Linked DNA regions of Mus musculus: region 1 is linked to region 2. The links are chromatin loops, found by intact Hi-C in ENCODE. Cell type or tissue: left cerebral cortex. All regions are shown on one strand.

Region 1 (2,500 bases), 210 kb before region 2:
GATAGGGTGTTACAGCTCTCTCACTAATAGCTAAGCATCCAGCAGTCACTTCTCAGCGCTCTGACCATGACAAAAAGACGAGTCTCTGACCAAAGCTGACAAGCTATGACAGTAATAAACATTATTCAGATGGCAACTGGACAAGCGCATCCTATCTATCAGAACAGCAGTATAGCTTCCCTACTGGGTCCCAGGACTTCCCACACATAAACGCTGACCATGATAGTACTAGAGTGGATTCCATCCTGTGGCCTCAAATCCAATTGGGAAGTCATTGGTTACCCCTATAGATAATCCACTGTTGCACGCCGGTGGCCCTGGGCTCAGTAGTACAACGTGCAGACCCCGATAGCTGAGTAAGCATTGGCTGGCAATCCTCTTAGCAGCCTGCATACACCGTGAGGTCCAGACAGCAAGGAAGACGCTCTGAGATCACGTCCAGCTTGATTCCTCTATGTCCTGTGCCCAGAGCCCGCGGTGTCTTTGGCAACAGAGTCTGGCCACTGAGTTCTGGTTAGCAGCTAGCAGCAGTGACAATTGTTACACTATGTCGGGGCCCTCAGGGCCCCTCTCTAGCCAGGTCTGGTTCTGATCCTCCTACCTCTATTTCCCAAGTGTTGGGATGACAGGTGTGTGCCACCATGCCTGTGTTATGCAGGGTTAGAGATGTAACCCAGAGCTTTGTCCATGCCAGGCAGGTACTGTATCAGTTAAGCTACATTCTGAACGCTGCCCTCCGGTCTTTATTCTCCACTCTCCGAGGTGCACTCCAGCTGGCTGGTGCAATAGAGCAAAGGGGGCTTGTGCAGCTCATCAAGGCCACCCCTCATCTGCAGCCCACCAATTGGTAGACAGAACAAAATAATGGCAGCAAAAGATCCCCACCACCCCCTACACCGTGGCACTCAGCCTTCCTAATACCGAGCCCTTTAATTCAGTTCCTCATGCTGTGGTGACCCCCAAACATAAAACGATCTCATTGCTACTTCATAACTGTGATTTGGTACTGTTATCAATTACGATGTAAGTATCTGATACGCAAGATGTCTATCTGATATTCTATTCGACCCCTGTGGGTCTTGAGTTTGTGACATATAAAGTAGGCAGCTGTTGCCAGTTAGCATGTTTTAAGAATTAAATCTCGCCGGGCATGGTGGCGCACGCCTTTAATCCCAGCACTCAGGAGGCAGAGGCAGGCAGATTTCTGAGTTCGAGGCCAGCCTGATCTACTGAGTGAGTTCCAGGATAGCCAGGGCTATCGAGACAGAGAAAACCTGTCTTGAAAAACAAAAACAAACAAATAAACAAACAGAATGGGAATCCCTTGGCCTGTCCTCTCAAGCAGAGGCTATGTAGTTAATGTCCATGACATCTGTGGCCACCAGAGGGCACCCTAGCCCCAGAGTTGGCCCCACCCCATCAGGTATGCCTCAACATCAAAAAATGTCTATATTCCTTGGCCCCACCTTGGTGGGGGTGAAATAGTTCAGAAAGTACCAGATCGAGATGCCATCAGTCAGACAAGGAATGCCGTCCTCCTTTTTAGGTAGTAATACCCTGTTGGGACTGAGAGCGACTGGGATGTCCCTCCATCCCTACTACCCATGATTGGGCAAGGCATTTCCCTTTCTGGCCCAGTTCACAGAGGTGAAATCACCAAGGTCTCTTTCAGAGCTAACACTGGGCAGAGTTCTAGGATGGGAGATGCAGCTCCTCCTTTCTCACCTCAGCATGCATCGACTCAAGCCAGCTCACACCACTGCTACATAATGAGCAGAGATCGTCGGGACACTCCATGACCCAGCCTCCGACGCCCTCCAGATGCCCCAGACTCCACGACATCGAGGTAATGTGCCAAGGGAAGCAGAAAGGCAAGGTCAGGTGAGCCAGGAGCCCCAGAGGGTCTTGATTCATTCAAGACAGACATCCGGTTTCCTCTGGCCTCTCTGCCAGGATCCAGGGGCTTAAAGAAATGAGTCATAATGGGGGGTATTGGGGAGTTCCCAGCTAATCAGCCTGGGACAGAACGGCCTGAATGCTGGACCAATTTATTTTTATCCAAATGTGGGGCAGGCGTAGACAGCAAGACCCTACCTAGGGTGCTGTGGAGGGCTCCCAGAAAAGCAGGAGGCAGCCACCAGGAAGCTTATGGGTCTGAAAAGAGGACAGGTTCTTTCTTCTCTCGGGATGTTTGTCCCAGGTATAGGTGACTTGAGAATCACAAATGAAGGGCAGAGGGGGCTCCCCAAGCACGTCTGCCAGAGGATGGAGAGACAGAAGCAGTCTTGATCTGAGCACCCATTCTTCCCCAGGGTCTGAGTTCCTTGCTATCCCCTCCAGGGTTTCACCAGCCTTGTTGGACAACTCGGATCCAGATCCAACACCCTGCAGCGATTCAGGCCTGGGTGTGGCTGGAAGAGAGGAAGAGAGTTTGAGGGGGGGACAAGACGTCAAGGAAGGAACAGAGATTCCCCGATTTCACAAAAACTTTCGCAAACAG
Region 2 (2,500 bases):
GAAGTAAAACTTAGAAACGTCCAGCCTGTACCCACCACTCCGTGTGTGGACGTAAAACTTCTGCCTCTCAGTCCCCGAAAACGTCTGGGTAAGCCCTCCGCTTTGTGAGTGCGACTTTGTGACTGAGCTCTCAGCCTTTCCTGCCTTGATGCTGAGGTGCCTGGCTCTTAAAACCAGAGCTGTATTTGCCTTCATAATGGCTGCCAAGTGTGTACCGAATTTCACGGTTGAGCCGTACACTAGAGATCATTTGCTAAGGAACCTAGGTTTGATCTTCATTTCCTTAGTTCTGTCCTTTACATTTCCCTTGAAGTTATAGTGTTATGGAACTCGCCTGCGTGCTTGTGAAATTAAGAGGAAACAAATAACCCGGGAGGTGGTGAGCTTGCTTTTAATCCCAGCACTCAGAAGGCAGAGGCAGGTGGGTCTCTTGAGTTTGGGGCCAACCTGGTCCACAGAGTGAGTTTCAGGCCAGCCTGGGTTAACCCAGAGAACTCCTGTCTTGAGAAAGAAAAATTTGATGAGATTCTTAATATTTTTTTAATTTTTGCTATCAAATAGTACTTGACAGCCATTTCCGGTTTTCGATGTGTTTGGTGTTTTTGGAGAAATGATCTCTAACTCAGGCTGGCCTGGAACTCGCTTTTGTAGCCCAGGATTGCCTCAGACTTGAGGTCCTTCCCGCGCTACCACGCATACTGTGTGTGGTAATGTTGCAGCTGCTTGGATGTTAGGGGTTGAACCCAAGACCTTATATGTGCTAGGAAGTGCTGTACCACCGGCCCTACGTGCCCAGTCTAAGAGCTTCTGTACTGGTGTTATGGGTAGATGTGTACAGAGAGCGTCTGTTGTGAGTGGGGGGTGATTTGGCCATATCTGAAGATTGTTCCCGTTGAGGGGGTGGTATTGGAACCGTGAGTAAGAGCTAACCAGGATGCTGGGCATCCAGCAGTGCACACAAACAGCTCCCTATAGAGGGAGCTTACTTATCCTGAGATGTCGGGAGCGCCAAGGTTGATGAGGCTTATTTAAAAAGAATCTTACAGTTTCACACCACTAGAACTCATTAGGTTGCTACCAAATGATAAGATTCAGGGGTGCCATCTGGTGGCCACATCTGCTCCTTGGTGAGAAGTTTCTTTTGTGGTTCTGACTCGGGTAGAAATTCACCTCTTGCCGGTGATGGTGGTGCACACCTTTAATCCTAGCACTCAGGAGGCAGGGGCAAGCAGGTCCTTTGTGAGTTCAGGGGCCTCCCGGGTTACCAGGACAGCCAGGGCTCTGAGGAGAAATCCTGTCTCAAAAAAAGAAAGCGATTCACCTCTTTCTGATCGTGGGGGAGGTCTTTGTGGTTCTTTTTCCTGCCCTCCGCAGTGAAGGACAGACAGTGTTTTAGGTGGCTGACAGCATCGCTCTGACTGAGCATGTCTGCTTCACGTTTCAGGCGATGACAACCTGTGCAACACTCCCCGGTTATCTCCCTGTTCTCCACCAAAGCTGGGCAAGAAAGAAAACGGACCCCCTCGCTCACATACGTGGAAGGGGTGCAGATTAGTATTCGATGATGAGCCGACATTTAAGGCTTCCCCCCCAAAAGAACAAGACAGAGTTCGCCAACACCAGATACGTTCCTCCTCCGCTCAAAGAAGTCCAGAGAGCAAAGCAGATCCTGAGCAGAAATGTCCGCCGGAGAAGGAGTCTGTGTGTATAAGACTGTTCAAGCAAGAAGGTGAGTCCTTACGTGGTAGAGTAGCCATCAGGGACCGTGCTGGTGGGTCTGAATGAAACCCAGTCACCTTCGGCTTTGTCTTTAATTGTTCATTTGTCCGACACAGGCACTTGCTATCAGCAAGCCAAGCTCGTCCTGAATACAGCTGTCCCGGATCGGCTGCCTGCCAGAGAGCAGGAGATGGGTGTCATCAGGAATTTTCTGAAGGAGCACATCTGTGGGAAGAAAGCTGGCAGTCTCTACCTTTCTGGCGCTCCTGGGACTGGAAAAACTGCCTGTTTAAGCCGGATTCTGCAAGACTTCAAGGTACACCAAGCATCTGAATTATGGATATTTTTGCTGAGATAATATATCAATTTGTGTGTGTGTGTGCGCGCTAGTAAGTGCACACTGGTGTTCTGCTTGTATGTATGTTTGTGTGAGGATGTTGGATCCCCCTGGAACTAGAGTTCTAGACCGTTGTGCCCTGCAATGTGGGTGCTGGGAATTGGACCTGAGTCCTTTGGAAGAGCAGCCACCATTGAGCCATCTCTCCAGCCCCAACAATTGACTTTTCTTGGTTTTTCGAGACAGGGTTTCTCTGTGTAGCCCTGGCTGTCCTGGAACTCACTTTGTAGACCAGGCTGGCCTCAAACTCAGGAATCCGCCTGCCTCTGCCTCCCGAGTGCTGGGATTAAAGGCGTGCACCACCACGCCTGGCTAACAATTGACTCTTAAAGGTTCAGGAAGAATAGATGGTTGGGAGATTGACTGCTTCCTAGAAGTAAGTAA

What was found. Hi-C counts contacts between places; a loop is a spot of excess contacts. Peaks named below come from ENCODE experiments on the same cell type or tissue, not always from the same donor. Only the 100,000 strongest peaks of a DNase experiment are listed, where the experiment ranks them.
Region 1: it touches region 2 in a loop (4-fold over the local background); 19 of 42 quality-filtered maps call a loop at or near these places.

The regions. Positions count from the first base shown.
Region 1 is chr11:98,698,688-98,701,187 of GRCm38, forward strand. Gm38985 (a long non-coding RNA gene) reads right to left here. Exons shown (of 3, transcript XR_001780319.2): 2 at 1,726-2,411. It also overlaps a transcript of Csf3 not described here. Among named protein-coding and RNA genes, the nearest start is that of Csf3, 1.4 kb to the right of the region's middle. In left cerebral cortex, a CTCF peak has its summit at 1,390 (motif pointing right); a DNase peak (open chromatin) is centred at 1,381.
Region 2 is chr11:98,908,743-98,911,242 of GRCm38, forward strand. It overlaps Cdc6 (cell division cycle 6), which reads left to right. Exons shown (of 12, transcript NM_001025779.2): 2 at 1-88; 3 at 1,445-1,729; 4 at 1,836-2,035. Among named protein-coding and RNA genes, the nearest start is that of Cdc6, 2.2 kb to the left of the region's middle. In left cerebral cortex, a CTCF peak has its summit at 1,103 (motif pointing left); a DNase peak (open chromatin) is centred at 1,092.